6 separate regions of the Homo sapiens genome follow, and regions 1, 2, 3, 5 and 6 are each linked to region 4. The links are chromatin contacts, found by Hi-C or POLR2A ChIA-PET in ENCODE. All regions are on one chromosome and are shown on one strand. The core of a region is the stretch at or near the end of the contact, and the rest is flanking DNA. Distances in the headings are between cores, read along the strand shown. Region 1 holds the start of MCMBP (minichromosome maintenance complex binding protein). Region 2 has its middle 22 kb from the start of INPP5F. Region 3 holds the start of EEF1AKMT2 (EEF1A lysine methyltransferase 2). Region 4 holds the start of ATE1 (arginyltransferase 1). Region 5 holds the start of TIAL1 (TIA1 cytotoxic granule associated RNA binding protein like 1). Region 6 holds the start of INPP5F (inositol polyphosphate-5-phosphatase F).

What was found. Hi-C counts contacts between places; a loop is a spot of excess contacts on that map. ChIA-PET counts read pairs that join two places held with the same protein, here RNA polymerase II (POLR2A). Pooled maps may share reads with other maps.
Region 1: a map of gastrocnemius medialis shows a loop between it and region 4 (10-fold over the local background). The contact joins the promoter of MCMBP here to the promoter of ATE1 in region 4. A Hi-C loop is called at or near these places in 2 of 168 maps with a recorded cell type or tissue (gastrocnemius medialis and naive thymus-derived CD4-positive, alpha-beta T cell), 4 of 37 single-sample maps with no recorded cell type and 14 of 50 pooled maps. POLR2A ChIA-PET finds 5 or more read pairs at or near these places in 1 of 52 experiments (MCF 10A).
Region 2: a loop to region 4 is called in a map with no recorded cell type, with 12 times the contacts of the local background. The contact joins the enhancer-like site here to the promoter of ATE1 in region 4. A Hi-C loop is called at or near these places in 2 of 37 single-sample maps with no recorded cell type and 2 of 50 pooled maps.
Region 3: a map of CD4-positive, alpha-beta T cell shows a loop between it and region 4 (6-fold over the local background). The contact joins the promoter of EEF1AKMT2 here to the promoter of ATE1 in region 4. A Hi-C loop is called at or near these places in 2 of 168 maps with a recorded cell type or tissue (CD4-positive, alpha-beta T cell and CD8-positive, alpha-beta T cell), 1 of 37 single-sample maps with no recorded cell type and 6 of 50 pooled maps.
Region 5: a loop to region 4 is called in a map of naive thymus-derived CD4-positive, alpha-beta T cell, with 8 times the contacts of the local background. The contact joins the promoter of TIAL1 here to the promoter of ATE1 in region 4. A Hi-C loop is called at or near these places in 1 of 168 maps with a recorded cell type or tissue (naive thymus-derived CD4-positive, alpha-beta T cell), 3 of 37 single-sample maps with no recorded cell type and 9 of 50 pooled maps. POLR2A ChIA-PET finds 5 or more read pairs at or near these places in 1 of 52 experiments (Panc1).
Region 6: a map of naive thymus-derived CD4-positive, alpha-beta T cell shows a loop between it and region 4 (10-fold over the local background). The contact joins the promoter of INPP5F here to the promoter of ATE1 in region 4. A Hi-C loop is called at or near these places in 1 of 168 maps with a recorded cell type or tissue (naive thymus-derived CD4-positive, alpha-beta T cell), 1 of 37 single-sample maps with no recorded cell type and 8 of 50 pooled maps.

What each region holds. Positions count from the first base shown.
Region 1 is chr10:119,870,931-119,874,466 of GRCh38, reverse strand. It overlaps MCMBP (minichromosome maintenance complex binding protein), which reads left to right and starts at 1,624. Exons shown (of 16, transcript NM_001256378.2): 1 at 1,624-1,940. The coding sequence starts at 1,883. RefSeq lists enhancers at 1,095-1,264, 1,130-1,289 and a silencer at 1,520-2,169.
Region 2 is chr10:119,702,265-119,705,476 of GRCh38, reverse strand. No RefSeq gene overlaps it. Among named protein-coding and RNA genes, the nearest start is that of INPP5F, 22 kb to the left of the region's middle. RefSeq lists enhancers at 520-799, 1,430-1,479, 1,490-1,539. Within about 2 kb of position 1,381, at least 6 of the 41 ENCODE cell types and tissues checked have a DNase peak (open chromatin) inside an H3K27ac peak, as active enhancers do.
Region 3 is chr10:124,790,592-124,794,043 of GRCh38, reverse strand. EEF1AKMT2 (EEF1A lysine methyltransferase 2) reads left to right here and starts at 2,157. Exons shown (of 7, transcript NM_212554.4): 1 at 2,157-2,320. The coding sequence starts at 2,211. RefSeq lists enhancers at 758-1,480, 1,544-1,853, 1,481-2,205 and a silencer at 1,984-2,043.
Region 4 is chr10:121,926,781-121,930,319 of GRCh38, reverse strand. ATE1 (arginyltransferase 1) reads left to right here and starts at 2,289. Exons shown (of 12, transcript NM_001001976.3): 1 at 2,289-2,476. The coding sequence starts at 2,371. It also overlaps the pseudogene ATE1OSP. RefSeq lists silencers at 1,708-2,007, 2,198-2,617 and enhancers at 1,523-2,389, 2,928-3,077.
Region 5 is chr10:119,595,523-119,598,560 of GRCh38, reverse strand. It overlaps TIAL1 (TIA1 cytotoxic granule associated RNA binding protein like 1), which reads left to right and starts at 1,597. Exons shown (of 12, transcript NM_003252.4): 1 at 1,597-2,127. The coding sequence starts at 2,096. LOC105378512 (a long non-coding RNA gene) reads right to left here and starts at 2,997. Exons shown (of 2, transcript XR_946358.3): 1 at 2,569-2,997; 2 at 1-1,947. RefSeq lists enhancers at 385-474, 370-1,367, 1,365-1,954, 1,368-2,366 and silencers at 1,965-2,074, 2,485-2,584.
Region 6 is chr10:119,724,273-119,727,610 of GRCh38, reverse strand. It overlaps INPP5F (inositol polyphosphate-5-phosphatase F), which reads right to left and starts at 1,561. Exons shown (of 20, transcript NM_014937.4): 1 at 1,252-1,561. The coding sequence starts at 1,348. RefSeq lists a silencer at 1,133-1,902 and an enhancer at 2,513-2,562.

The DNA of each region.
Region 1 (3,536 bases), core at 375-2,874, 2.1 Mb after region 4:
CTCCCAGAGTATTGGGATTACAGGAGTGAGGCTCCACGCTGGGCCTCAACTAATGATATTTTCAATTTACAATGGGTTTATTGGGATGTAACTCCATCCTAAGTAGAGTAAGTAGAGGAGCATCTGTACAAAACAAGCTCCCTACCCTTCCACTATGTACCTAAGAGCAGGACATACATTTTCAAAGGTGTCCCACCTCCTCTTTCTACCAGGGACAAAAGTTAGTCACCAGAGACAACTTTAGACCCTTATCAGCCAGCGATGGCGCTAGAAGAACCTACATAACACACTTTACTCACTACCTGTAACTACCATTAGTTTCTCGTATCTCTGCCTTCCCACTCTGCTGTTTTTGGAAACTTCAAACTGCTTTCGCCATTTCTCCCCAGTTATTGTTCTTTATTGTAAATGCTACGTAATTCCCCCATTCTAAGCCACCTGTTTGAGTTACTCTTCCTTGAGTTTTGCCCATATAAGATGTACATGTTACTAAATTTTTCTTTTGCCAATCCGAGCTTTGTGATAAGGGCCGCAGTGGAGAACCTAGAAAGGTAGAAAGATTTTCCCCCCTTCCTACAGCCCCAAGGAGGGTTTGAGACACGGGTTCCGTTTTTTTCCTTCAGCTCCTCACTTTGTAGATTCCATTCAGGTCATTCCCCTTCCGTCACCATGCCCTTTTTTCATTGAGTAGATATATCTGATGGGCCTGGGGTTTTCTTAGGTACATTTCAGGCCCAGGGGAGACACAGTTTCATTCTTTTTTTCTTTTTTATCGGACAGCCTCCTGAACCAGAAGAGGTTCAGAGCGACTCCCACAGTTTCACTCTTGAACTTGGGTATTTTCCAAATTGCCTCAGCAAAAGGCTGCTGTAGTCGGTCTTCGTAGCTTCCTTCTCCAGGGTATCCTAGCGGCGCGCAGTGCAGGAGCCTCGCACCGCTCCCCGACGGCGGCTGCCAGCTTCCAGACAGACGCCGACCCGGTGTTCGCAACCAGGGCGCAGGCCGGGCCCGGAGCGTTTAGAGCGCCCGCCCCTCGGTAAGGAACCGTCCCTGAGCCACAGGGCCTGACGCGACTGCAGAAGGAGCGTGGGGTCCTCCGAGGTTCCCCTTCTCTAAATGTGCACCTTCCTCAGGGAGACCTTGTGCAGCTGAGGGAAAAGTCACCACTCAGGGTTTCGGGCCGGGGACCCAAATAAAAGTGCTGCCATCAGCAAAAAAAGAAAAAAAAGGCACGAAGAGGAGGTGGGCGGATTCCCAAGGCGGTTTCGCCCACTAATTTTGCCCAGAGATGACTCTGAGGTCTCTGAGCTTAATGCTTTTCAGCTGTTGTGCAGACTCGCTTTGCCCTCTTATAAGCCCACTATGGGAGTTCCCGCTACACGCCGGCCCAGGGGTACAAACGACAACGCGCCGCCCTTGGAGCGCGTCGCCGGGCCCCGCGCTGCGCAGCCTCCAGCGGCGCTGCGTGCCCTTCCTTTTGCCCGTCTCCAAGATGGCGGCGCCGCCGCCGCCCCTCCTCCTCGCCGCGCAGAGCCGCGCTGCGCCGCGCGCTCCCGCCGCCCCTCCCCACGCGAGCTCCACCCAGGTCGCAGGCAGCGCGGTCGGCGGCGGCTATTTCCCGCCATTGTGCGAAGTGAAGGCTAGGGGCCCGTACGCGCCCGCCTGACTGTCGCCAGCAGCTCCTCGGCGGCCCCACCGCAGCCGCCGCTCCCTGAGGCGCGGGAGGCCCGCGCCCCGCGGCTCGCTGTGCGTGGGAGGGCGCGAGCGAACGCGGGCGAGGAGCGGCCGAGCCGCTGAAGAGGAGCTGGGCGCCGGCCGCCCGGCCGCGCTCGGCCCGCGGATCGCCTCCGCCCGGTCTTCGCCGGCCCCGGCCCCTGGCGAGATGCCGTGTGGGGAGGATTGGCTCAGCCACCCGCTGGGAATCGTGCAGGGATTCTTCGGTGAGTGGCGGCGCCGGGGGGCGGGCCGGGCGGGCAGCCGAGTTTGCCGGGCCCCGGGGCAGGGCCCCGCCGCGCGGCCCCCACGCGGTACCATCTCGAGGGCTCGCGTGGCCCGAGACGGGGCCCCGGGGCCTGCACCGGCCCCAGCTGGGACAGCCTCTCCCCCGGTCGCAGCAGGCAGGGGCAGGAGCCGGGCCGCAGGTACCTCCCACCTGCCCGAGTCGCAGCTTGGGAGCCGCCAAGGTGAAGTCGTGGGGCGCGGGCTGTGATTCGCGGGCTGTGATTGACGGCCTCGCTCCCAGCCTGTGGCAGGGCCAGGGCCCCGGCCCCGGGCGCAGCAAACTCGGAGGTCCTCGAACCCTGGGGAGGGCCCGCAGAGCCGCGGGGAGGGAAAACCACTTTGCCTGTGGGAAGCCCACAGGATATTTCAAAACTTCCGGTGCGTCGGGGAGTGCTCGCTTGCACAGAAGTTGGTTCTAACTCCTGTGCTACCCTCATTCTCTCTTTCAGAGATAAGATTTAATGTTCATAGCTTAGTTTTCCTGTTGGGATGACTTTAGAACCCATCTAGTCTGGATCTGCTCCTGTGCCAGAGCCAGCAAGAAATATTGAGCTACTTGAGTTTGTACACAGGGCTGAGAATCCTGCAGGCGAGCTTAGTAAATTTTGGTTGCGATTGCTGTTGCTACTTTACTGCGAAGGGTATACGAAGAAAAGTTTATATTTGTTGTCGTTAACTGGGCATTTTGACAACCGTTCCATTCCCCAGTGTCTTTTTACACGTAATGAGTGGCGGAGTCAGATCCAGCTAGAAATCACTGTAGATGGCAACACCTGACTTGTCTGGAGTTAACTTAGAGTTGTAGAGCGGCCTTAGCTCATTGAAAAAAACATCTTGGGGTACTAGAGAGAAAAGGCAGTGGGAAGCTAAATCATCCTCAGCAGCCAAAATCGACGGCAAACAATGTATGGTATTTCTTATAGGAGGGCCTCTAGTGCTTACTCAGGAAGTCCTTATTAATTTACCTGTAATTCTAATTAGTTTAGTTACCTGGCTTCCCAGGCTGTAACTAATGGCATTATATTAGAAAAAAGCCTGGATAGACGTCCGAACTTAGCCAGTGAACACTGACAGCCTGATGAAGAAATTTAAAACTACCTTCATACTTGAAAAAAAAAAAAATTCACTATATAGCAGTCAAGGGTGCTTTGAGGAAGGGGCATATATTTCTCCACTAAATCCTAGTAATTTATGTTCATAAGAATTCTAGAAATGATAATCGATGGTCAACACAATGGCCCCAAAATGTCAAGTGAAGATTCAATTGTAGCATTGGTTTAAGAGGGTGCAGATGCATAGATACTTTTTAGGAAAAATCCCTCCAAAGTAAAAAGGTTTGGTGCTTAAAGGGTTAAATTTCAGTTACTAATATTAGAAAGTTTATTTATTAGAAATACCCCATACTCTGATTTTGCTGGATAAATGAGATGATTTCATATTTGATAGAGATTTGAATGTATTTGTGTCAAATTTTGTCTTCTAAATGTATGATCCTAAGGGACACATCTCATCATAGTACAGGAAGGATGTAACTT
Region 2 (3,212 bases), core at 132-2,631, 2.2 Mb after region 4:
ATCATAATCAACACCTAATGTGGGAAAGTATCTTCCTCTTAAAAATATTAAGAAGGTGGCTGGGTGCAGTGGCTCACGCCTGTAGTCCCAGCACTTTGGGAGGCCAAGGTGGGTGGATCACAGGAGTTCGAGACCAGCCTGGCCAACATGGTGAAACCCTATCTCTACCAAAAACACAAAAATTAGCTGAGTGGGAGGCACCTTGTAATCCCAGCTGCTTGAGAGGCCGAGGCAGGAGAATCACTTGAGCCCAGGAGGCAGAGGTTGCAGTGAGCCAAGATTGCGCCATTGCACTCCAGCCTGGGCGACAGAGCAAGACTCCATCTCACAAAACAAAAACAAAAACAAAAAAAAATTAAGAAGGTGAGCAATGAGCAACAAAAACGTCTAAATTTTGCAGACAGAATAAGAGCCCAAAGGTTGTACACACTGAAAAACAAAACCGAATAGCTATTCATATTTTCCTTAAGGTTTGAGGACAAAGAAGCTCTAGAAGAAGGTTATACTGGAGCCAGAAAGGAAGCATACAAAAATATCCCTATCTATTTTTGTAAAGACAGGGTCTCACTCTGTTGCCCAGGCTGCTCTTGAACTCCGGGCCTCAAGTGATCCTTCTGCCTCAGCCTCCGAAAGTGCTGGAATTATAGACGTACCCCACCACCTGTGGCTGAGTTTCTCTTTCAACCGACAAATAGAACCTTTCTTGGAGTTAGAAAGTAGGAGATCAGGAGCTTCTCACTAATGATGGTGTAATTCAGCAATGGATCCCTTTTCGGGTCATCAGCTTAGTGTCAGTTCCTGGTTCTATCTGACTCATTGCAGTAGTGGGAGGTTTCGAAAACTTGAAGTCAGGAGGGTTTACATCAATTTCACATATTACAAACAACAACAACAACTCACAGCGCTAGGGAGGCATCCCATTCTACTCATCTTTACAACCTGACAAGAACAGGAATACATTCAACAGAAATATTCTTCTCTGCTACGAACAGATTGAAATAAATACCTGAGTTCCTGATAGAATGGAAAATAACAGCTTTCCATAGGTGCGGAATCACCAATGACATCAGAACAAAAATTATTGCTCGGTACCAAGGAGAAAATGTCTTGAGGACAAGATGTGAATAACAAGTTCAGAAGAAGGGAAGGTCAGTCAAAAAAAAAAAAAAAAAAAAAAAGCAGCCTCCTGGGCGACAGAGCAAGACTCAAAAAAAAAAAAAAAACGAAGATGAAGGATGATTATCATGCTACCTCTAAATTTCTACAGCAGGCTCCATAGAGCTCAAAATACTTTAAAGACGTATTTTTATTCTGAAGTAGCAGGAAGGAAATATCAGCAGCGTTTACAGATGTTGAAACTGAAGCATCACATCATTGGGGGATGCCCAGTTCTCCCTGCAGCATCTACTAGCTGTGCAGGATGGGGCCTACAGAGTGAGTTTCTGTCTTTCCTAGGAGCTTACCAACTCAGTCATCAGAAGGTTTCCCCAATCCAAATATATATTATTTTAATGTAAAAATAGAATATGTTGGCAGGGCGTGGTGGCTCACGTCTGTAATCCCAGCACTTTGGGAGGCCAGGGCAGGTGGATCACGAGGTCAGGAGATAGAGACCATCCTGGCTAACACAGTGAAACACCGTCTCTACTAAAAATATAAAAAATCAGCCAGGCATGGTGGCGGGCACCTGTAGTCCCAGCTACTGGGGAGGCTGAGGCAGGAGAATGGCGTGAACCCAACAGGCAGACCTTGCAGTGAGCCGAGATCGTGCCGCTGCACTCCAGCCTGGGCAGCAGTGCAAGACTCCGTCTCAAAAACAAAGAATATGTTAATAATTATATTAAAATTTCCATCAGAAACCTCAAGGCTATTGAGAACCAGGATTAATCTACTGATTACAATAAGAGAGGGGGCTGGGCACAGTGGCTCATGCCTGTAATTCCAGCACTTTGGGAGGCTAAGGTGGGAGGATTTCTTGAGCCCAGGAGTTTGAGACCAGCTTTGGCAACATAGTGAGACCCCATCTCTATAAAACATAAGTGAATTAATAAATAAAATAAGAGAGGGGACAAAGAGATGTGGTCATTTGGTCAGTGTATTGGTTTTCTAGGGCTGCTGTAACAAATGACCATAAAGTGGGTGGCAGTAAACAACAGAAGTGTATTTTCTCACAATTCTGGAGGCTAGAAATCCAAAATCAAGGTGTTGGCTGGGCCAGGCTCCCTCTGAAGGCGCCAAGGGAGAATCCTTCCTTGCCTTTTCCAGCTTCCGCAGGCTGCCTGCAATTCTTGGTGTTCCTTGGCTTGTAGATATATCACTCCAATTTCTGTCTCATTTGTCACACGGCACTCTCCCTGTGTGTCTGTATCAGTGTTCAAATTTTTCTCTTCTTATAAAGGTACCAGTCATTGAACTAGTGTTCCAGTAAAACCTCATCTTAACTTTTTTAGATCTACAAAGGATGTATGTCCAAATAAACTCACATTCATAGGTACCGGGGATTAGGACTTGAGCATATCTTTAAGGGGACATGATTCAGTCAGCAATAATCAGTTTGAAAACAAGATATTACTACCTAGTGGTAAATACACTCAAAACTACCAAAGGCCATGACTCTCCCCCCAAAAATGGAGATAGCATCATCTTTACTGTTGAAATAGCCCAGAATGTCTTTCTGAATAAGCTCTCTCTAGATGTTCTTCCCACCTCTAAGACTCATGATTATCTATGACTTAAAACTTACCGTCTCACAGACTCTCTCTCTATATGCAGCTTTTCCATTACAACATTTTCACATCCCCATCCTTGAAGCTGGTAACTGTGTTTTTTGTTGTTGTTTTGTTTTTTGTTTTTTTCCAGAGGAAACTTGTCCTGAAATGGAGTGTTTTGTTCTAAACAGTTCATGTATCCTTTAGAAGGAAAGGAGAGGGATGTTCACAGACAGAAAACATATAGTAAAAATAATTAACATATTTGAGCTTCCATTCTGCTTAAGACTGTGGTAGACACCATCAGTCTGTTTAATACACATGACCATTCCCATTTAGGGACATGGAAAATGAAGGGCAGAGCACAGAAGGAACTTGCCAAAGTCTCACGGACCCTAAGAGGGTAAAGGGTAAACTACAGATACAGGCATATGCACCCTACTTCTGACCCCAAGAGCAACACAACTAGGACAGGTGAAAGGAGTAGAGGATGGGATGAGAAAG
Region 3 (3,452 bases), core at 908-3,407, 2.9 Mb before region 4:
TTTTAGTAGAGATGGGGTTTCGCCATGTTGGCCAGACTGGTCTCGAACTCCTGACCTCAGGTGATCCGCCTGCCTCGGCCTCCCAAAGTGCTGGGATTACAGGCTTGAGCCACTGCGCCCGGCCTTTACTTTAATCATTACGCACAAGGATTTCCATCTGCCTTTTTTTTTTTTTATTATTGGAGACAGAGTCTCACTCTGTTGCCAGGCTGGAGTGCAGTGGCGCAATCTCGGCTCACTGCAATCTCCGCCTCCCAGGTTCAAATGATTCCCCTGCCTCAGCCTCCCAAGTAGCTGGGACTACAGGCGCGCGCCACCATGCCTGGCTAATTTTTTGTATTTTAGTAGAGACAGGATTTCACCATTTTGGCCAGGATGGTCTCTATCTCCTGACCTCGTGATCTGCCTGCCTTGGCCTCCCAAAGTGCTGGGATTACAGGCGTGAGCCACCGTGTCCGGCCTCCTGTCTGCCTTTTATCTTACCCTATCACTAGTGGCTGCCTGAAGATCTCAGAACAGCATCTATAGGAGATGCGCATCCGATCCTAGGAAGGATTTCTGATGCTATTTTATCTTTAGGGACTTGTTACTGGGCTTCTGTCTGCCAAGACAACAGAAACGTGGCCTAGCAAACAATTCCTTTTGGTTGGAAGGCAGTCTCGCTAGGGGCATTTGAGGGCCTTGCCTAGGACATAGGACCAGCAGTATTTCACAGCTACTACAGAAAATACCCCAGACTTTGGCCCATAAGATCTCTTGTATTATACTGCAGATCTACCAATGGCACTCAGACCCAGAGGCAGATGCAATCTCCGGTTCGCGGGTTGGGAGCAGTTTTGTGGAACAAAGACACCGTCTAGTTCTGACATGGTACAGGGAGGAAACACACAGAGGTTAAGACTTAGACAAGAGGCCAGGCGCGGTGGCTCACGCCTGTAATCCCTGCACTTTGGGAGGCTGAGGCGGGAGGATCACTTGAGGTCGGGACTTCGAGACCAGCCTGACCAACATGAAGGAACCCCGTCTCTACTAAAAATACAAAATTAGGCCGGGCGCGGTGGCTCACGCCTGTAATCCCAGCACTTTGGGAGGCCGAGGCGGGTGGATCACGAGGTCAGGAGATCGAGACCATCCTGGCTAACACGGTGAAACACCGTCTCCACTAAAAAAAATACAAAAAATTATCCGGGCGTGGTGGTGGGCGCCTGTAGTCCCAGCTACTCCGGAGGCTTAGGCAGGAGAATGGCGTGAGCCCGGGAGGCGGAGCTTGCAGCGAGCCGAGATCGAGCCACTGCACTCCAGCCTGGGCGACAGAGCGAGACTACGTCTAAAAAACAAAACAAAACAAAATTAGCCTGGCGTGGTGGCGCCCGCCTGTAATCCAGTTACTCGGGAAGTTGAGGCAGGAGAATCGCTTGAACCCGGGAGGCGGAGGTTGCGGTGAGCCGAGATCGCGCCATTGCATTGCACTCCAGCCTGGGCGACAAGAGCGAAACTTCGTCTCAAAAAACAAAACAAAACAAAACAAAACAAAACAAACTTAAGCAAGGCCAGGTGCCTGGGTCGAGGCAGAGCTGAGGCTTATCCGGGCATCCTCTCACTTAGCAGTCTTTCTTCCACAACACACTGATCCCCGTGTTTGGCGTATTGTGGAGAGTTGCAGGGCATTCCTTTCCCTGGACATAAATTTCCACGTCTACCGGTGACATCAAGTCACAAGAGGCCAGAACGCGGTTTTCAAGTCAGAATCTTAGCCAGAAACGAAGTTGGCCTCTTGCCAAGGAGCCAAATAACTGGATGGACGCTCGCACCCGCTTCGCAGACAGGCGCACGCAGTGGAGAGGTGAAGTGATTTCTGCGTTTGGGTAGAGCGGCGTCGGCTTTAGGTGTCCACGGTGCGGAAGCCAGCCGTTTTCCAAAATGCAATACCTCTAATGGTCCCTCACGAACAGCAGTCCCCAAATACAGCCGCTCTTGGACCTCGACGAAGGGGATGCCACTAACGCTGTGGGGAGAGCGCACGGTCCCCGCCGGCGCAGGGAGCCGGGGGTAGAGCAGAGGGCGTCGCGTCCCCATCCCAGCCCCAGCGCGGGGGCTGGAGCAGTCGAGAGGGCGGCCTCCCGCCGCCTAGAGGCGCCGGTCCGCTCGTCCGCTCTGCCTGTGCCCCGTCTCTATGGCGGCCCCAACGGCCGTCCAGGACGTGGAGCGAAATGAGCTCGGGCGCTGACGGCGGCGGTGGCGCTGCGGTGGCGGCGCGGTCGGACAAGGGCAGTCCCGGGGAGGACGGTTTCGTCCCGTCGGCGCTGGGGACCCGCGAGCAGTGAGTGTGACGCTGGGCAGGGGAGGATGAGCCGTGCCGCCCTGCCTGGGCCCCGAGAAGGGGACGGCGGGGTGGAGACCCGGGGCTCAGGGACAGGGAGACCCTCGGGGGCGTGACGGGAGCAGGGCCACCTGGCGGGGGGCTTACGGGGATTTCAAAGAGTGGAATCCCTAGGGGTCGCCCTACGCGGTTAACCGACGTTTCAAGGGATTGGAGCCCAAGGGGCTTGTGGGTGCGGGACAGGCTTTGGCTCCTGGGAGGCCTTTTGGGAGTCTCGAACCTGAGGGCCAGGCTTGGGGGAAAGGGGGAGAGGGCGAGGCTGGCGAATAGGGCTGGTCGGCGAGAGTGAGAGACCGAGGGAGAAGTGCTGGGCCTGGGAGCCGAAAAGGCTGAGTAGGAGGGGAGGGATGTGGGAGCTGGAAGTGGGGTGGGAATAGCGGATGACCCGAGGCGGGAGCGGGGAGATAGTGGGGGATCTTGGGGTGAAAGAAAGCGATCTGACCTCAAACAGACGCTCAGGAATTATTAAATGAATTAATGTGGGTGGATGAATGGCTGCAGGGAACAGTTGGGGAGAGGTAAATTGGCGGGATGAGAGGGAGCAGGGATTCTAGAGAATCATTGTAGGAAAAGAGACGGCAAATGAAAAGGATTCAGAGGGCCGGGTGCGTGGTGGCTTACGCCTGTAATCCCAGCACTTTGGGAGGCCGAGGCGGGCGGAGCACAAGGTCAGGAGATCGAGACCAGCCTGACCAACATGGTGAAACCCCGTCTCTACTAAAAATACAAAAATTAGCGGGGTGTGGTGGCGCACACCTGTAGTCCCAGCTACTCGGGAGGCTGAGGCAGGAGAATCGCTTGAACCCGGGAGGCGGAGGTTGCAGTGAGCCGAGATCGCGCCACTGCACTCCAGCCTGGTGACAGAGCGTGACTCCGTCTCAAAAAAAGAAGAAAAGCGTCCAGAGAAAATTTAAACGGAGGGCTAGAAGACTGGAATAGGCAGAGACAAATAGCACAGGAAAGAGACTGTGTGCCTGCACACTTGAGACCAGATGTGCTTGTTTCATCAAGTTTTGAACTTGGGTCAGGGACTTAGGGATACGTGGACAAATGTCTTTGTGTTTTTTTAGGC
Region 4 (3,539 bases), core at 1,040-3,539:
CATGCTGGCGGCAATATTGCTCTTTACTGCACTAAAATGTTTGTGTAAAGCCAGACATAAATCTGGCCTACGTGCACATTGAGGCATAGCACCTTTCCTTAAACTTATGACACAGAGATCTTTGCTCACGTTTTCCTGCTGACCCTCTCCCCACCATTACTCTATAGTCCTGCCACATCCCCCTCACCGAGATGGTAGAGATAGTGATCAATAAATACTGAGGGAACTCAGAGACCAGTGCTGGCGCGGGTCCTCCGTATGCTGAGCCCTGGTCCTCTGGGCCCACTGTTCTCTACACTTTGTCTCTGTGTCTTACTTTTTTTCTCAGTCTCTCGTCCCACCTGACGAGAAACACCCACAGGTGTGGAGGGGCTGGCCCCCTTCAACAAGTCACCAGGCCACCAAGAAACCTCCTTCAGCTAGGTACATATCTAACACAGGCCCTTGGGGTCAAGAATGTCAAAACTCACCTCAAAAATTTATTTCTATTTCTCTGAGTTTCATTTCACTTTTTTAAACACACTTAAAACAATATTGTATCATCAGCTTTATTGTTGACTGGGAAAACTATGAGGACAGACAGGCTTAAATTATCTGTGCACGCAGAGGGAAAGATAAGGCATATTACCTTGTTGGAACTCTTTTTTTTTTTTTTTGAGATGGAGTCTCGCTCTTTCGCCCAGGCTGGAGTGCAGTGACGCGATCTCTGCTCACTGCAAGCTCTGCCTCCCGGGTTCACGCCATTCTCCTGCCTCAGCCTCCCGAGTAGCTGGGACTACAGGCGCGTGCCACCACGTCCCGCTAATTTTTTGTATTTTTTAGTAGAGAAGGGGTTTCACCATGTTAGCCAGGATGGTCTCTTATCTCCTGACCTCGTGATCCACCCGCCTCGGCCTCCCAAAGTGCTGGGATTACAGGCGTGAGCCACCGCGCCCGCCCCTGGAACTCATTTTTTAAAAAATTTTTTTGAGATGGAGTCTTGCTCTGTCACACAGGCTGGAGTGCAGCGGCGTGATCTCGGCTCACTGCAAGCTCCGCCTCCCGGGTTCACACCATTCTCCTGCCTCAGCCTCCCGACTAGCTGGGACTACAGGCGCCCACCACCACGCCAGGCTGATTTTTTGTATTTTTAGTAGAGACGGGGTTTCACGTGTTAGCCAGGATGGTCTCAATCTCCTGACCTCATGATACGCCCGCCTCGGCCTCCCAAAGTGCTGGGATTACAGGCATGAGCCTCAATTTTATATTTTGCCCTAGACTCTTATTCCTTAAATCTTCCTTAAAATAGTGGTTGCAAAATGGAGGCCCATGGGCTGGATTCAGCCTGTAAAACTGTTTTGTTTGGACTGTAGAGTTAAAAAAAACAAACAAACCCTGTATTTCCAGCATCTCATTAAAAATCGTATGAGGCACCGGACTTATAGTGGTACAAGACAGCAACTGTCTCTAGCTGACAGTTGTTTCCTTTAAAAGCCGTTAAGAGTTCTTTAATTTGCGAACCCTCGCCATTCACGGAATACCTGCTTGTGTTCTTGTATTCAGGGCACTGGAGTGCGTGCCAGCTGGTCTGGAAGCAGCTCCAGCAAGTCACTTACACGGTGGCCAGGGGCGGCCTGACTTTCAATCCGAGACCCGCCGGGAATGACTTTGGGATAATCACAACCTCCGGTCCTCAGTTTCCTTACCTGTGAAATGGGGCTGATAACGCACAGCTGTGGGAAGCACCGGCCCAAACGCAGGGCTTGGGGACACGACCACCATCCCCGCCCACGGGTCCCCGCGCCAGGCTTCGCTCTCCACCCCTCCCGCCGCGGGCCCCAGCGCTTCGCCGAGGTCGGCCCCGGGCGCCAAGAGGCGTGGTCGGCCCGAGCGGACCCTCGCGGCGGCCATGGCGTCGGTGGTGGAATACAAGGGCCTCAGGGCCGGCTACCACTGCGGCTACTGCGATTCCAAGGAGGGCAAAGCGTCCTGCGGTGAGTGTTCCCGACGCCGGAGTTGGCGCGGCCGCCGCGCCCCGCACAGGCCCTCGGCGGGGGAAAGGGCAGGCTCGCACCCCGACTCCCGCTTCCCTTCCCCTCTTGACTCTCCCCATCCTGTTTCCCTTCCCGCTCTGTCTCTCCGCCTCACCCTCACTGACGACGGCGGCCCCTTATGGAGAAGGAACGGAAATAGTGGAAAGCTGCCCTCGGTCAAGATGGCGCGGGCGGCGTCAGCTCCAAGAGGCGCCGGGCCGGCCGGGCCTGCGGGCGCCCGAGTGGCTTCGCGCGAGCCTCGGGAGGCTCCCGGGCGGCGCGCTGCATTGTGGGGTGGCGGCGGCGGCCGCGCTAGCGACGCGGGGCCGGGCGGCTGAGCGTTCGCGGGGCCGAGGCCATGGCTTTCTGGGCGGGGGGTTCGCCCAGCGTCGTGGACTATTTCCCTAGCGAGGACTTCTACCGCTGCGGCTACTGCAAGAACGAGTCGGGCAGCCGCTCCAATGGTGAGCGAGCCGGGCCGGCGGGCGTGGGAAGCCGGGCGCCCGGGTCTCGGGATCCCAGGGTCCCCCAGCGAGGACGCGAGGGGGCCGGAGCCCCTGGCCCCAGTGCCACGGCCGAGACGGAGGGGGCACTCTCGGGAGGGCCGCGGCGCCGGCTTAGCGGGGCAGCTTCGCGGTGCCTGTTCTGCAGGAAAATCCTAACCGGTGCCCGTACTCTCGAAATCGTGGTGGTCTCCCCAGAGTCGGGAGACGGACGCCCGTCTGGGGTAGATTGTGTGAGGTGAAGGACGGCGCGCAGTGCCAGGGAACGCCCCAGAGCCGTAGTTAATGGCCGGGGCTGACCGGTGGGTGCTGCGGTGGGAGCGTCCCGGGAGCGAGGGCGAAACGCGGTGCAGAGGGAGCTGTGGGTGTGCACACAGGTGCCGGTCATGTATGAATCAGACTTCCCTGGACGAATGTACAGGAAGGATGAGCCCTTTGCATCTCTGGGTTAAAAAAAAAAAAAGTTAAAAAAAAAAAGGACAAGAAACTGGTGACCGCGGTCGCTACCGGCGAGGGATTCTGTTTGTCCTGATCTGTTTGAAATTTTTACCATTTGCTTATATGCCGTGTCTTTCCTCCACCCACCCGGACGACAGCAAAGCCAGCCCACAAGTTTGTTTTGTTTTTCCATCGTGATTCAGATTTCTTTGGGGGAGATTTGTTGCTGGTAAACAAAACATCGTGTTTATTTCCTCTCTTGCCATGCATTTGCCAATATAGAATGTAGACTCTATTATTTTAATAGAACAGTCTAGCTTTGTGGAAAACGAGATTCGCATGAAAACACACAGGCATTTTCCATGAAAAAGGTGTAAGTGGGGAATGATTTGGTCGATAACGGTGTGTGCATTTGCTCCTTCATTAAAAGTGTTTATTAAGTGCTACTTGTGGGCAGCGGTTTTGAGTAGACAGTTATGCAATCGTTAGAAGTGAGGATTATGAAGACTAAATGGAAAAATGCTTCCAGTTTGGACTTAAACGGAGAAAATCAACAGGATGCAAATGGCTTATGCGACATGATTAC
Region 5 (3,038 bases), core at 348-2,847, 2.3 Mb after region 4:
ACCAGCCCTGCCGACACCTTGATTTTAGCCCAGTGTAACTGATTTTGGACTTCTGACTTCCAGAATTGTAAGAAAATAAATTCGTGTTGTTTTAAGTATCTAAATTTGCAGTAATTTGTTACAGCATCAACAGGAAACTATCACAGCGGGCCAGGCATGGGTTAATGAATTGGATTATAATTAAATCCAGTTCTACACCTAGGTCCAATTAAAAACATAGACAAAACCTTTGAGTGGCTCCTCACTGCCTGGAAGAGAAAGCTCAAATTCCTCAGCATGAAATAGATTCTTGACAACACGGTTCTACAAGGTCCTCTCTAGCTTTAGTTCCCTTCCCCCCGCTCCCGCCCGCATCCCCAGCCCATACATTTTAGCCATGGGTCCTGGCGTCTGAGCCTTTTGTTGTTCCTACGGACTCTTATGGGGCTCAACTCCTTTGCCGTGTCTCTATGAAGTCTTTCAGGTTGAAATTTCCTCCCCTGAAAATGGACAACATAAGGGCTTGCTGCATGGTTGATTCTGCTTTCAAGATTAATGTTCAGTGGCACGCATACGCACCGCCACTTGCAGAGGTCGACATGCACTTAGTACATGTCGGCAGAAGCAACTCTTAAGCCATTACTAACCGGGGCAGTTAAGTTCTGGCAATGGGCTGAAAGATCTTTCTTCATCGCCACTCTTCACTAAGCTACAAGACCAAGTACTTTCTCCTGAAGGTACTTAGAGGAGGAAAAAAGCACACCAGGAACTGTTGTGGGGGGTGAGAAGACAAATTCTACAGGGATGCAGAGCTAGTATGAACATGGCTTCCCCTATCTTCATGCAAAACTGCGTTTCTAGCCCACATGACTGATGTCTGTAAACGCAACTTTATGTTTGTGCACGTCTCTGCCCAAGGATTTTTTTTTCTTTTAACTCCAAGAATACGGGGGGAGTTGGGCAAGTCATTATAATAGGGCTCCTCTTCTTACCCCACTATCCGATGAGACATTTGATAGGGAAACCTCTGAAACTTGTAAAGCAATTTACAAGCAGGCCACCTACTTGTATTTAACAAATAGGCTAGAAATACCTATTTGTGGGAAATCGAGTCCCCAAAACACCCCAACCCCTCCGGGTCCCCGCCAGCACAGCCTCTCTTCTGACTGTCGCGCGAAGCGGCGGTTGACTAACGCGAGCCAGCCGTTCTGATGAACACAGGAGGGCCGGACGGCCCTGCTGGCTCGGACACCACGCGGAGGGAGAGTGCTGCCTGAGCCACAGTTGAAGAAACCGCTCTCGGGCTGGACGAAGGCGGAGCAGCAGCTCAGACTGGGCCAACAGAAGAGCCTTACAATGCCTGGAGCAGTCCGAGGACAGCCCCCGGCGCGAGGAACTCTGGGACTTGTAGTTCGCTTTCCCAGACAGCGCTTTTCCCCACTTGGTCTCCCCGCCTTTCAATGTCGCTTTTATTCTTCCCTTTACCTCCCAGCCCGCCGACTTCCTGGTCGTCGCACGTCCTCACGTATGACTACACTACCCAGAAGTCTCCTCTTCACGTCCCAGCGCGGGTGGGCGCCGGCGGCTCCTCTTAACCACAGGTTCCAGAAGTCCTCTGCAGAAGTGCTTCCCTCTCTCATTTCCAGGACCACAATTCCCAGAGACTTCGGCTTCACGACGTTTCTCTTTTTGCCCGATCTCTCCCGGAGCTGGCTGGGCTTCGGCCGGCCAGAGGCCCACAGCGACGACGTGATCCGTCGTGAGCGGGTCCCAGGGTTTCCTCGGCGGCCCTTTTTTCTCTCCCCTCGGTCGTCCCCCTTGCAGGCTGTCGCGGCTGGCCTGAGCGGTGACCTGGCGGGTCGCGCCTGCGCTCTGCCCTGTTTCCTGCCTGGCTGGTGGCGGCGGCCATTTTGTTCATCCTCCTCCTCCTCCTGCTCCTCCTGGTTGGAGCGCAGTGTCCGGAGCGGGCTGGGGGGAGAGAGCCCGAGAGCAGGGTTCGGTGCCTTTTCCTCTGTCCCCAGCCGGTGCCCAGAGCCCCCCTCCCCTTCCTCCCCACCCCCTCCCCTCCCCAACCCTGCCCTCCCCCTTGTCCCGGGATCGCTCCGTCGCACCCACCATGATGGAAGACGACGGGCAGCCCCGGACTCTGTGAGTACCCGAGACGAGGGGTGCCAGGCGCCAAGAGGCCCGGGCACCGCGGGACGCTAAGGGAGGGAGCAGGAGAGACTGGGCCGAAGCCGGGACTCTAGGCGGCTCCCTGACCAGGGCGGCGTGGACGCGAAGTGCATTCCTCATCTGTCCCCTTTTCCTTGGGAAGGAAATCCTCCCTTCCCCCAAACAGTCACTTCCTGGGGTCTGGGGCTTGTCTCGACCTTTTTCTCTGGCGTCCTTCTTTGCATGCCCTCCCTAGGCCGGGTTTCTGCACGGCTGAGGCTGTCAGGCCCAGGAGAACTCCTGCACCCCCTCCGCGTTGGACGCCCTGGGCTGGGCCTGGAGCTGCCGGCGCCCACGGGGGAAGGGCCTGGCGGGGGTAGGATTGGGGGTGGGCCCGGGGGTGGGCCCCGCGGGCCCTGAGGAATTAGCACTCACCCCTTCCACGTCCTCAGCTCGAGTCGCTCCCAGCTCTTCTCCCCAGCTAAGCTCTCGGAGGAAGCAGGACACTCTTTCACCACTCAAGCCCCTTCTCTCTTTATGCCCCACGTGCCCCCGCCCACGCTGTCAGAAACACCCGCCTAGCGCCCGCTACTTTTGAAGTACATAAGGGATACCTTTTGCTGCCCGAGCATCTTTCCCTTCTTGGATAAAGAAGTTTACTTTGAGCGCTCCCTACGCTAAACTGACAACCAGTTGTTAAACTCCTTTTGCTCTCTAGGTGTTGCCTCTTCCTAATCTGTTTGTGCGTCGAAAGCTTCAGAGTTGGCTAAAATTATGTCTTCATCCGCTATTTGATGTGTGTCTTCTGAACGCTTTTTCTCCTGTCTTGCTGTTGCTTTTTACCTGAAGCTCAATCTAATGAATGAATTCCATCTTCCAACCACTTAATTCTGGTTTCCTTCCTT
Region 6 (3,338 bases), core at 312-2,811, 2.2 Mb after region 4:
AACTAGTAGGCCTTCCTAAGAAAGCAGTGGGGCCTGCCCAAAAGTGTTCTGGAGGTCACAGAACTGCCCTGTGTCAGTGTCTCAACTCTAGGCTGTGACCCCGAACGAGTTACTAATAACCTCTCACTCCTTTCTCCTCACCTGAAAAAGAGGATCCCACACGTGTCCTGTAAGGTTGCTGTGGGGATTGGAAATAATATGTTAAAGGGCCTGTCCTTAAAAACCATCCTATAAGTGATACCACGCTGTGATCTGAAAAGCTCATCTGAACCTTTTATCCTTTTCAATTCATATCATGTAATCCTTCTGTCTAGACTGCACATAAGAATTACAAGTAAGTCTGAAAAGCTCTGGCTCCTTCCTTAAAGAACTCTATCCTCTCGCTTTCCCTAAAGTGGAAGAATCTCTGAGTGATATGAGGAAAGGATTAGCAAGCCAAAAGGGGCAGGTGCCACCCAGCCCCATCTTACAAGAAACTGGACTGTCAGCGCTCTGAGGGCAGGGACTGCTCTGTTTAAACCACGACTGCACACACATTTTCCTAAAGCAAGCTAATTGCAGACTTAAGCCTCTCCGAACAGCTTACATGACACCCAAACATGGACCCACAATACATTTTGTGTCGCACAACATCAAGTCACACAAAAATCTCAAAATTATACATTACAATACAATTTAATTGTGCTGTGGTATTAAAGTCAAAGACAAAGGCTTTAAACCGAGTGCCTATGAGGTAACCACAGTAAAGTCACACCTTTAATAATAAGGGACCAAGAACACACGGGATGGCAACAGGGAGTGAGTGTCCAGCAGAGCCCTAGACGGAACTGGCGCAACCGCTCCAGATCGGAATTCGAACCCAGAACTTCTGGCGAAGGCCATGTAAGAACTACTCCAAGGAGGAAGAGGCCTTTACGGCCAGGTGCACCTTGCTGGAACTTTCTGCCGGAGGGGACCCCCTCCCCTCGGCCTGGGCCCCAAGCCCCAAGGGCGGCCGCGTGACGCGGTGGGAAGGACGAGGGTCGCCAGCCCCTTCTGCTCCGCACTGGGGTAGGGGCTCGGCGCTGTCTCGGAGAAAGGCCAGGCTCCTTCCAGTCAGGGAATAATGACAGCTCGCGCGCTCGCAGCCCGCCCCGCCCCGCCTCACCAGGCCCGCAGGCGGCTCCTCCCGCCCGGCTGAGGGGTCCGGCCGCGCCCCCTCCTCTCCCCGCCCTGGCCCGGGGTGCCCCCCGCCCGCACCGCCAGCCTCACCGGGTCGGAGCTGGAGGCCGCCGTCGCGGCGGCTGCACCACAGCGCGCGCTCGCCCTGCTGCAGGATGTAGTGGTCCTTGGCTTGGAAGAGCTCCATGCTGGCCCCGCGCGCCCAGGGAGGCGGCGGCCCGCGGGCGGCGCACGGGGCGTCCTAGTCGGTCGAGGCCGCCAGAGCCCGCGCCTCGGGGAGCGGCCGGGTAGGAACCGCGCCGAGAAGCAGCGGCAGAGGGAACGCCCCGGGGCACCCGACCGGTAGGAGGAGAACGCGCCCCGGCAGCGGCGGCGGCAGCGGCGGCCGTAGAGGCCTCTCCCCCCCGCTCCTCCCCTTCCCTGGCTCCGCCCCAGGCCCGGCTCCACCCCCTCTGCTGGCTACTCTCCCCGAGCGCCCGGCTCCGCCCCTCAGCCTCCTCCTCCTTTCAGCTCCCTCCCGCTTCCTGCCCTTTCCTCCGCCTTCTCCCGGGTGTCTCCTCCCAGCTCCTCCCCGCGGGTCTTTCCTCCTCCCTCTCGTCCTTCCGCCCGCCCCTCCCGCTCTTGCCCAGGCCCCTCCCCCGGCGCGCCAGCCTTCCTGTCGTGGTCACCGGTGGCAGCTCGGGAGCTCGGCCGAGTCGGTCTGGACTGACCGCCTCCCTCCGCGCGGCCTTGGGGACAGGCGCCCACCGCTGGGGCCTCCCCTCCGTGCAGGGAGGCGCTCACGCTTCGCCAGGCCGAGACCTGAATCCAACCCCACACCCGCTCTCCCGGAGCGGTGCGGGGTACGTTCCCCGCGGGCCTGCGCTGCCTGCCCGTACCGAAACCAGGCGAGACCCCGGGGCCTGGCTACAGGGGTTCATCCCCAGCCAGGCCCACAGCCAAGCGGAGGCGTCTTCTGTTTTCGTATTCCCTATTAGAAGTTTGACAACAGGAGGCATTCAATAAATGCACATCAACGAGGGAAAGCATGTAACAATAGAAAACACACAAGCATTAGCAGCACGCGGCTAAAGAGCGAGGAGGAAGGGAGGAATGTACAGGTGCTGCTGTGTCCCGAATTAAGCAGGGCGGTTTGGAGAAGACTTCACAAATGGAGCCAGTTAATGAAGCAAGCGGAAGGAATATCGTTTGGCGAGGATAAGATGAATGGAGACCCTCTCGGGGAAGGAGGAGTCTCCCCCAAACATCCTTGAGCTCAGTCTGTCTTGAAAAACCAGTTGATATCCTGAACAGAATGGGTCTGGAGAATGAGGCCCCCACTTCCGGGGCCAGTTCGAGGACTATCTAGCTGTGTGATCTTGGGGAAGTCTCTTGGTCTCAGATGGTGGTTGAACTAATGACCTTTTATGACACCCCCAGTTCTATAAATCATTGAGTCTTCCTACTCCTAACTCCTTGCCTTCTCTAATGCCTGAATCGGAAACAAGAGAAAAAGACAAGAAGTAGGAGATGAGAAAAATAAGGCAATACTTTTTTTTTTTTTTTTTTTAGTTTAGGAGCGGAAGTTTATAGGCAAAAGAAAAGGGAGAACAGCTGTCTCTCTTGCGAGAGAGAGGAGTGACCGAATGGGACTTCTCAGAAAGCAATACTTTTAACCTTCTGCTCAAGTAAAAGTGAGAGGGTACAAAAGCAGGAAGGAGTTCCACATGACTAGTTATTCCAGCCCACAGTGTTGAATTTCCATAGCACAGAAAGTCCAATGATAACAAAGCGTCCTGGAATCTTTTCTAAGTACCATGCCTCTGTGCTGTCCAGACACCTCAACATAAAGGTCGAGGGAGGTGGTTACTCTATCAAATCTTTGTGATGTGATTTGGAGAAAGAAGGTAATGAAGCTATAAGAAGCTTCAGTGGAACCATCGGTTTCAGATTGATTGTTTAATTCAGCCATGTGTTGACTTAGCAAAAATGAGAATGAGAAAATCCTATGAAGACATTGTATCCTGCAAATTATTTCATTATTGTTTTATGAATTACATTGCCAGATGTGAAGAAAACAATGCTGTTGTAACTGTTTTAAAACAATTAATTAGTTCATTGAAACTTTTCCTGATGTTTTAGATCCATGGTTCCAACCCTGGCTGCCTATTAGAATCACCTGGGGAATTTTTCAAACA